Linked DNA regions of Homo sapiens: regions 1 and 2 are each linked to region 3. A link is a contact called in ENCODE Hi-C or POLR2A ChIA-PET data. All regions are on one chromosome and are shown on one strand. The core of a region is the stretch at or near the end of the contact, and the rest is flanking DNA. Distances in the headings are between cores, read along the strand shown.

The links. Hi-C counts contacts between places; a loop is a spot of excess contacts on that map. ChIA-PET counts read pairs that join two places held with the same protein, here RNA polymerase II (POLR2A). Pooled maps may share reads with other maps.
Region 1: a loop to region 3 is called in a pooled map, with 17 times the contacts of the local background. The contact joins the promoter of CTDSPL2 here to the promoter of LCMT2 in region 3. A Hi-C loop is called at or near these places in 1 of 37 single-sample maps with no recorded cell type and 7 of 50 pooled maps. POLR2A ChIA-PET finds 5 or more read pairs at or near these places in 1 of 52 experiments (A673).
Region 2: a pooled map shows a loop between it and region 3 (8-fold over the local background). The contact joins the promoter of VPS39-DT here to the promoter of LCMT2 in region 3. A Hi-C loop is called at or near these places in 5 of 50 pooled maps.

The regions. Positions count from the first base shown.
Region 1 is chr15:44,426,288-44,428,987 of GRCh38, reverse strand. CTDSPL2 (CTD small phosphatase like 2) reads right to left here and starts at 1,359. Exons shown (of 13, transcript NM_016396.3): 1 at 1,216-1,359. LOC124903479 (a long non-coding RNA gene) reads right to left here. Exons shown (of 3, transcript XR_007064605.1): 3 at 2,671-2,694. RefSeq lists enhancers at 635-1,241, 1,306-1,685, 1,242-1,849, 1,966-2,195, 1,850-2,457.
Region 2 is chr15:42,206,977-42,209,676 of GRCh38, reverse strand. VPS39-DT (VPS39 divergent transcript) reads right to left here and starts at 1,276. Exons shown (of 3, transcript XR_932181.3): 1 at 993-1,276; 2 at 760-913. It overlaps VPS39 (VPS39 subunit of HOPS complex), which reads left to right and starts at 1,373. Exons shown (of 25, transcript NM_015289.5): 1 at 1,373-1,596. The coding sequence starts at 1,524.
Region 3 is chr15:43,329,192-43,331,891 of GRCh38, reverse strand. LCMT2 (leucine carboxyl methyltransferase 2) reads left to right here and starts at 1,319. Exons shown (of 1, transcript NM_014793.5): 1 at 1,319-2,700. The coding sequence starts at 1,403. It overlaps MAPDA (N6-Methyl-AMP deaminase), which reads right to left and starts at 1,220. Exons shown (of 13, transcript NM_001324366.2): 1 at 1,033-1,220. RefSeq lists enhancers at 1,179-1,228, 461-1,411.

The sequences.
Region 1 (2,700 bases), core at 110-2,609, 1.1 Mb before region 3:
TACAAAGATCCCAAATTCAACATGATTAATAAATTCCGAAAACACCAACAGCCTCCTTATTACTTCTCTTTATGAACAATTGGTCTGCAATGTAATTTAAAAAAAAGGAAAGAAAAAGTAAAGAAATATAGTAAAACTAGCTTTAACACGCCATTTCCCTTTTCTAAGAATAAAAAATGGACCAGGAACGAAAATTTAAAACTGGGCGAAGAATGGGGAGACAAAGCAATCTACAATTTGAAAATTACACAGATAAATCCATCATTTCAAGTCACTAATTTGTATACCCACTGAAGAAATTCATCTTGGTACTGCGTTACCAGCATTAGGAAGATAAATCCCTGCCTCGGAGGAACATCTACTGAGTACGTTTCATTTCAGGATCTCAGGTAAGTTTACGAGCTCTTAGATCTCTTTAGGTTTCCCTAAGGTACGCTGAAGTGTTTAACATCATTCACACATCCAGCCACCACTAGGGTGAGAAGTAAATAAACAAGATTTACTTATGCAATTATTTACCACAGAACTCTGGTCAAGAATGCAAAAGTAAACACCCATACAGACATTTAAAATCCAAAGAAAGCAGAGAATATTAAGGATAATAAGGTTCACTCTTTAACTGACCACTGTGGAAACCAGACGCCTTCCACATGGACTGTTCTTTACTACCACTCCCGATTTGAAAAAGTAACAATGTCAACTCGAGATTTTAACAGTACAAAAGATAAACAGAACTTAGTCAAATCCCTTCTTCCAGATTCTGAAAAGGTGTTTATAAGAACTGAGATAAGAGCAACGCCCCCCTAAAAGCACCCTACTCCAAAGAATGAAATGCTGAAAACATGAGGTGGGCCAAAAAGGTTAAAAAAAGCTAAACTTCTAACTTAATTACCCAGAGGTTGGGGACTAGGAACTTGAGATCGGAGTGGGGGTGGGTAGCAAAGTGAAATCTAACCCCAGAAATCACAACGCAGGCCGCAACCTAAGAGGTGAAGCTGGCGGGAAGTGAGCTCCCTTTCTGTTCCCAGGGGAAAGTCCAGACAGGAGCGGCTCCGCACAGTGGACGTACGAGGCGCCAAAGAGTGCATGCCTACCAAGGCGCCAGAGCCGCTGGAGGACCAGGTTTAGAAGGGGAGGAGATCCCGGCAGACGGCCCTGGAAGAGGAGGAGGACTGAGATTGGAAGCAGCGGCGGCGTCTGGACGAAGGGGATTACCTAACTGTGACGACAGAGAAGTGTCCTCAGGCTCCGGCGATGGTCCCGACTGCGCAATGTGTGGTGTCTTTCCCGCTTACCCCGCAGCAGCAACAGAACCAGCTCCTTCAGCCAGTCGCCATTTCCCGCCTACCGACCTGCTGCACCGCACGGACAGGGACCCGGATGGAAAGCGGCCTCTCCGCGCAGGCGCCCTGACTTCCTCCTCCCCCTCCCGCCACAATTCCGCGAGGTGGGAGGGAAGGAATGCGGGCAGCCACAACGGCAACAACAACCAAAAAAACACTTTTACTTCCGTGAAGAGCGTTGAAGTTCCTTACGCCGGAAGAAACTCTCTAGTCTGAATCCTGGAGAAAAACTGAACACAAGGCCTTAGTACTGGGTCGATTAAGAAAGGACAAAACCTATCAGGATGAGCAAGGGCCTGGGGGATATTTGTACATTAGGGGCCTCCGTAGCCGGCTGTGTAGTGGTCGCAGGGGGAGTAGGGAGTAAAGCGTTAGGAGTGGAGAGGCGGGGACCCGAAGGACGGTTTTTCCTCCCGCTCCTAACGGAACTGCTTGGGCAGAGCTGGGAGGGGGAGCGCGCCCTTGCCCCGGAGGCGGGGCTTAGGAACGCGTAGTGCACCCTGGCGGCTAGGGTTTAGTAACTGTGGGCGCGCTGGGTAGGTGGAGCTGAGGGGATAAGGCGGGACTAACGGCTTGGCGCGCTGGAGGAGGTAGTTCGTAGGGAGAGCTGCCTGAGGCCGGGAGAAAGCGAATCTGGCGCCTTTCCTGGGATTTCGGTGGCCCTTGAAGGTTCCCTTTCCAGCTCATTGCCTAGAGGGCGTAGCAGTCGCTTTTGGATCATAAATATTCATGCCCTTCGACTCAACCCTATGTTGGCGGTGATTCTGCAGGTTGAAAACTCGGATCTTTCAGGCCAGTGGGCTCCCACCTGCGACCCTAGGTCAAAGGACGGTCAGCTCCACAGAGTGAAAATGTATCAGTCCAGAGAATCCAGTTCTAGTGGGGTATCGGAAAACCAAGCCTAGTGTTTGGAAGAACATTTTTCACTGAAACTCCAAGCCACTCTCCTTATTCAATCAAGAAATATTTATTGAAAAAATAACTAGGTGCGACGGGTAAAACAGTGAGCCAGGCAGACACGGATACTGCCTTCCCCAAAGGTAATGATTTTTTTTTTTTTTCGAGACGGAGTCTTCACTCTGTCGCCCAGGATGGAGTGCAGTGGCGCGATCTCGGCTCAAACCTCCACCTCCCGGGTTCAAGCGATTCTTCTGCCTCAGCCCCCCGAGAAGCTGGGATTACAGGCGCGCGCCACCACGACCGGCTAATTTTTGTATTTTTAGTAGAGACGGGGTTTCACCACGTTGGTCAGGCTGGTCTCGTACTCCTGACCTCGTGATCCGCCCGCTTCGGCCTCCCAAAGTGCTGGTATTACAGGCGTGAGCCACCGCGCCCGGCCAAAGATCATAATCTATTG
Region 2 (2,700 bases), core at 27-2,526, 1.1 Mb after region 3:
TTTTGACTTCATATCACAGACTTACCCTTTTTCTTTTACATTTTTGCTTTAAACCCAAATGCTTAATTTTTTGACCTACGATGTTTTCCTAGGGGGAAATGACCAGATATAGATCATTCTTGCAGCCCAAACTTTGTTGTTTTTTAAGTCTTCAAGGGGAATACTAAGGTAACCGCAGACAGTACAGGTCCCAGGTCCTATAGGAGGAAAAGCCATGACACCTTCCTAAAGGAATATTAGGATGTAAGACACAGCTTTGGAAAGTTGAATTGGTAGGAATGTGGTCATCAAATTAAAAGGAGGCTTATTTCACTGACTTCCAAGAGTTAGTGAATCATCTCTTGCCTAAACTCTTGCTACTCAAAATGTGATCCAGGGACCAGCAACATCTGGGAGATTTTTGGTGCTCAACTGAGGGTCTTACTCTGGTCCTACTGAATCAAAAGAGGCATTTTAACAATGTCTCTAGGTGATTTGTATGCACGTTAAATTTGAAAAGCATTGGCCTCAAATGGTGGTTCTCAGGGTAATTTTGCCTCCCAGAGGACATACGGAAAAGAGACATTTTTATACCTCTGTGGGGAAGATAACTGGCATTTGGTGGGTGGAAGTTAGGGATGCTGTTAAACATCTTACATTGTACAGAACATGCCCCCTCCCCCAACAAGAAATTATCCTGTCCTAAATGCCGGTAGTGCTATCGCTGAACAACCCTAACCTAAAATGGTGGTTCTCAAGCTTTTAAGTGCATGGACTCACCTTGGGGTTTATTAAAACATAGGTTGCTGTTCCCTTCGAGTTTCAGATTCAGTAGAACTGGAATGGGCCTGAAACTTTGCATTTCTAACAAGTTCACAGGTGCTGCTGCTACTGCTGTTGTTGCTGGTCTAGAACCACTTTCAGAACCACTGGCCTAGAACAACCATGAAAGCATTAAGGTAAGGTGCTTGTACTAATTGGGATATAATGGTAATACTAAAGCTACCACTTACTGAGAGCTTAGTGGGTGTCAGGTGTTGCTAAGCGCTCACGACACTAGGTCACAGGTATTTACAAAAATTTTGCAGATTAGGAAAGTATGGCATCGAAATATTAAATTTTCTAAATCACAGCTAATTTCCTAATTGGTAGATCTCCGTCTGAGGTCGACGCCAAAGGCCGAGTTTTTAACCATCACGCCCACTGCCTAAAGCAGTTCTAAGATTAAGAGTTTGTTCCTTCTATGGTAAGCCCATGGCTACTCGGGATGGAGTAGCTATGGGTCCAGAGTGACGATGGCAACTCAGCAACAAAACAATTCATTTAGAGTGCACCGGGAGGAAGGGGCGGGACTTCGGCTGCGGAAGAGGCGGGCCTAACTAGCAGGAAGTCCGGGGTTGACGATGGCTGTGTTGTTGAAGGGCCTGTAGCCGGGGGGTTCCTGGCCGGATCCCGGTCTACCCTTAGCCCAGACTCGTTCCGGACCCCAGCCCGGCCCGGAACACTCTGGGCGAGACGGCGGTGGCAACTCTCCCCTTGCCGCCATGCACGACGCTTTCGAGCCAGTGCCGATCCTAGAAAAGCTGCCTCTGCAAATCGACTGTCTGGCTGCCTGGGGTGAGCCGAGGGGCCGCGGGGCCGAGGCGGAGTCAGCACAGGAGCGGTCCGGATCTTTTCTGAGGCCGGGGAAGTGGACAGGCGTCCATCCGTGTGGGCTTCGGTTGGATGCTACACGAGAGGGGCTTAGGATGAGAGAAGGCAGAGAGATGACCACCGGCTATAGACATCGATGTCTGTGGGGCTACTTGGGTGATCCCAGTGATCCAGTCATTTAGGGGAGTTCCCCTTGCTTTTGCTCTCTGTGCAGAGTGGGAGGATGAGCTTTCCTTTTTAGTTGTGCTCAGCTTTGGCCCATTTTGATTCCCACGAAGACTTCATTTTAGAGGGTCAAAGCAGTAAGAAGTTCTCAGCCTGCCAGGGGCTTGAAGTTGTCCAGATGTTTGTGTTGTTTTCTAGATGAAAGTCAACCCTGGTTTTGGGGGCATTGAACAAGTTAACACCATATGCTTTTTTTTCCCCTTAGTGATCATTCGTTCATTTCTCATTCCTGTAGGGAACTCATGTAGTTAGCTAACCTTTGAATCTAGCCAAGCGGTTGATTACCTTATATCCAAAGTGTCCAAGTTACCTAACTGTAGGCGGAAGAGTTTCCAGACTGTCTTGAAACCTAACCCATAAAAACTAGCATAGTCCTTTTGGGATTGACTAGTGCAGAAGGCCGGGACAGACATCTCTTGTGTGCTCTGAAATACAAATGAAGGTTTCAGGGATAACGGTGAACATTGTGCTCTTATCCGTGAGTGACTGGTTTGATACCAGCCGCCAAAGACCAAGGAAATCATTTCTAACTTTCCTCTTAATGTTTAGGTCCTAGAAATCAAGGACCATAAAAAGATGATTCAGATCCCTTAATCAGATCTTATACTGAGCTAGATAGGTAACCATGATGGGCCTTATGGAATCTTGGTGGTGTCTGATACCATGTGCGTCAGCTGTTCACAGTGTCACCGAGTCATCCTTGCAGAGTTCTTGATGACTTCTTCTGTAGGGTTCTTTCACGAAGAATTTTCATGTTAATGTGCACCCTTCCTCCTTTAGCAGCTCTGGGTCTCTTTAAAATCATACCTCCACAGTAAGCAGTTCTAGTCCTTTGGGTTAAGA
Region 3 (2,700 bases), core at 70-2,569:
AAAACAAAAGACTCTTTTATCCCACAATATTCTTTAGCCACTGCCCTGACCCTTTTTTCCTTCTGAGTTAAGCTCCTCGAAAGTATAATAATTTAGACTGGATACCTCCTTTAACTCACCTCCTATTCACTGAAACATGGATTCTGCCCTTATTGCTCCACAGAAACTGCTCTCCCTAAGGCCATTAATGAGCTTTTAAACACCAAATCTAAATGTCACTTTTCAATTACCGAATCTTTATCCTGATCCAAACCTTTTCTTTCTTATTTCATTTTGTTCCACAAGAAAACATTGGAAAATACGAAACTTTTTCTTGACTCCAGTATCCAAATCTGCTGGACTCCAAAACTCACACTCTTAACCATTATGCAGTACCACCTGTAGTTAACCATAAAGTTATCTGATTTCCTTTTCTATTTCAGCCAGTCAGTCACCAAATCCCAGTGAACAAATGATAAATTTCCTAAATGTCTCTGGAAGTGGTTTCCTATGGATGACTCCCAGACACCCAATTTAGAAACTTTATGATTATTCTGAAGTCTAACCTGGATTTACTCCTTAAAAACAAAGCTCAGAACATATCACAGGGAACAATCACCTCTCTTCAGTGACTCCCCTTTCTGGGGACATATTCAACACTACTTTAAAATCCACAGAATTCTCCAAGGCGGTGTGATGAGAAAGAGAGGCTGAGTGGTTTATTCACCGTCAGTCTAACATAGGGCTGGGAATACAAGGGAATCAACAGTCTACTATCTGTGGGGAAACGTCTTCTTGTTAGGTGTCTATAAATTATTTGTAAAGGTCGGTTTCTTCAGTTTGCACCCTGGCCTTAGTGACTTGTTTTCAAGTTTTAAATGGGGTTCTCTTTTGCAACTGTGAGAGCATTAAATAAATCAGCAACTATTAGCACCCAAGGAAGCTAACTAATCCTTGCCTACTGAAGGTCCGTGGTGCCGACCCTTCTTGGCTCCTACCAGACCCTTCCTTGGCGGTCCAAGGAAGCCAAGTCGTCAGTCCCCACAGACTCACCTCTTAGAGATTTCTCAACTACAAGGACTTAGGCAAGGTTTCCCTTTTGACTGGAAGGCTTGTAGAAACGTGACAACCCGCCTTCCCTAACACTCATGTCACAGCGGTAGCGGACCGTATTCTGGGACAAATGGAACTCACGACATTCCAAAGAAAGGTCAGCCGCAAGCGAACTTAGCACTGGCTACACCCTCCTCAATTCTGGTTGGCGAGATGCGCTCTTCCCGGAAGTGACGCACAAGTGCCGGCGGAAGGGGAAGTCCAGGAGCATGGGTGGTTTTTTTCCCCCTACCGAGGTCCGTGAGGTGTGTGCTAACCAAGGGGCGGCTCACAACCGTGACAGACTGCCATTCCTGAGTCTCTTCTGGCCATGGGCCCCCGGAGCCGTGAGCGTCGGGCAGGCGCGGTACAGAACACCAACGACAGCAGCGCCCTCAGCAAGCGTTCCCTGGCCGCGCGCGGGTACGTGCAGGACCCCTTTGCCGCGTTGCTGGTTCCGGGCGCGGCGCGCCGCGCACCGCTCATTCACCGAGGCTACTACGTCCGCGCACGCGCCGTGAGGCACTGCGTGCGCGCTTTTTTGGAGCAGATTGGCGCGCCCCAGGCCGCGCTTCGCGCGCAGATCTTGTCTCTCGGCGCTGGCTTCGACTCGCTCTATTTTCGCTTAAAAACCGCGGGCCGCCTGGCCCGGGCTGCAGTCTGGGAGGTGGATTTTCCGGACGTGGCGCGGCGCAAAGCAGAAAGGATTGGAGAGACGCCAGAGCTGTGCGCGTTAACCGGGCCTTTCGAGAGGGGGGAGCCCGCGTCCGCGCTGTGCTTTGAGAGCGCAGACTACTGCATCCTGGGTCTGGACTTGCGGCAGCTCCAGCGAGTGGAGGAGGCCCTGGGCGCCGCGGGGCTCGACGCAGCCTCACCCACTCTGCTCCTGGCCGAGGCGGTGCTGACCTACCTCGAGCCGGAGAGTGCCGCGGCCCTCATCGCCTGGGCAGCCCAGCGTTTTCCTAATGCCCTTTTCGTGGTCTATGAGCAGATGAGGCCTCAAGACGCCTTTGGCCAGTTCATGCTGCAACATTTTCGGCAGCTAAACTCCCCCCTGCATGGCCTGGAGCGTTTTCCTGACGTGGAGGCGCAGCGGCGCCGCTTCCTTCAAGCTGGCTGGACCGCCTGCGGTGCCGTGGACATGAATGAATTCTATCACTGCTTTCTTCCCGCAGAAGAACGCCGGCGGGTGGAAAATATTGAACCCTTTGACGAATTTGAGGAGTGGCATCTGAAGTGCGCCCATTATTTCATTCTGGCAGCTTCTAGGGGAGACACCCTCTCCCACACCCTAGTGTTTCCATCCTCAGAGGCATTTCCTCGCGTAAATCCTGCTTCGCCTTCAGGGGTATTCCCTGCCAGCGTAGTCAGTAGCGAGGGCCAGGTCCCAAACCTGAAGAGATATGGCCACGCCTCTGTCTTCTTGAGCCCAGACGTTATTCTCAGTGCAGGAGGATTTGGAGAGCAGGAGGGGCGGCACTGCCGAGTGAGCCAGTTTCACTTGCTCTCAAGAGATTGTGACTCTGAATGGAAAGGCAGCCAAATAGGCAGTTGTGGGACTGGAGTTCAGTGGGATGGACGCCTTTATCACACCATGACAAGACTCTCAGAGAGTCGGGTTCTGGTTCT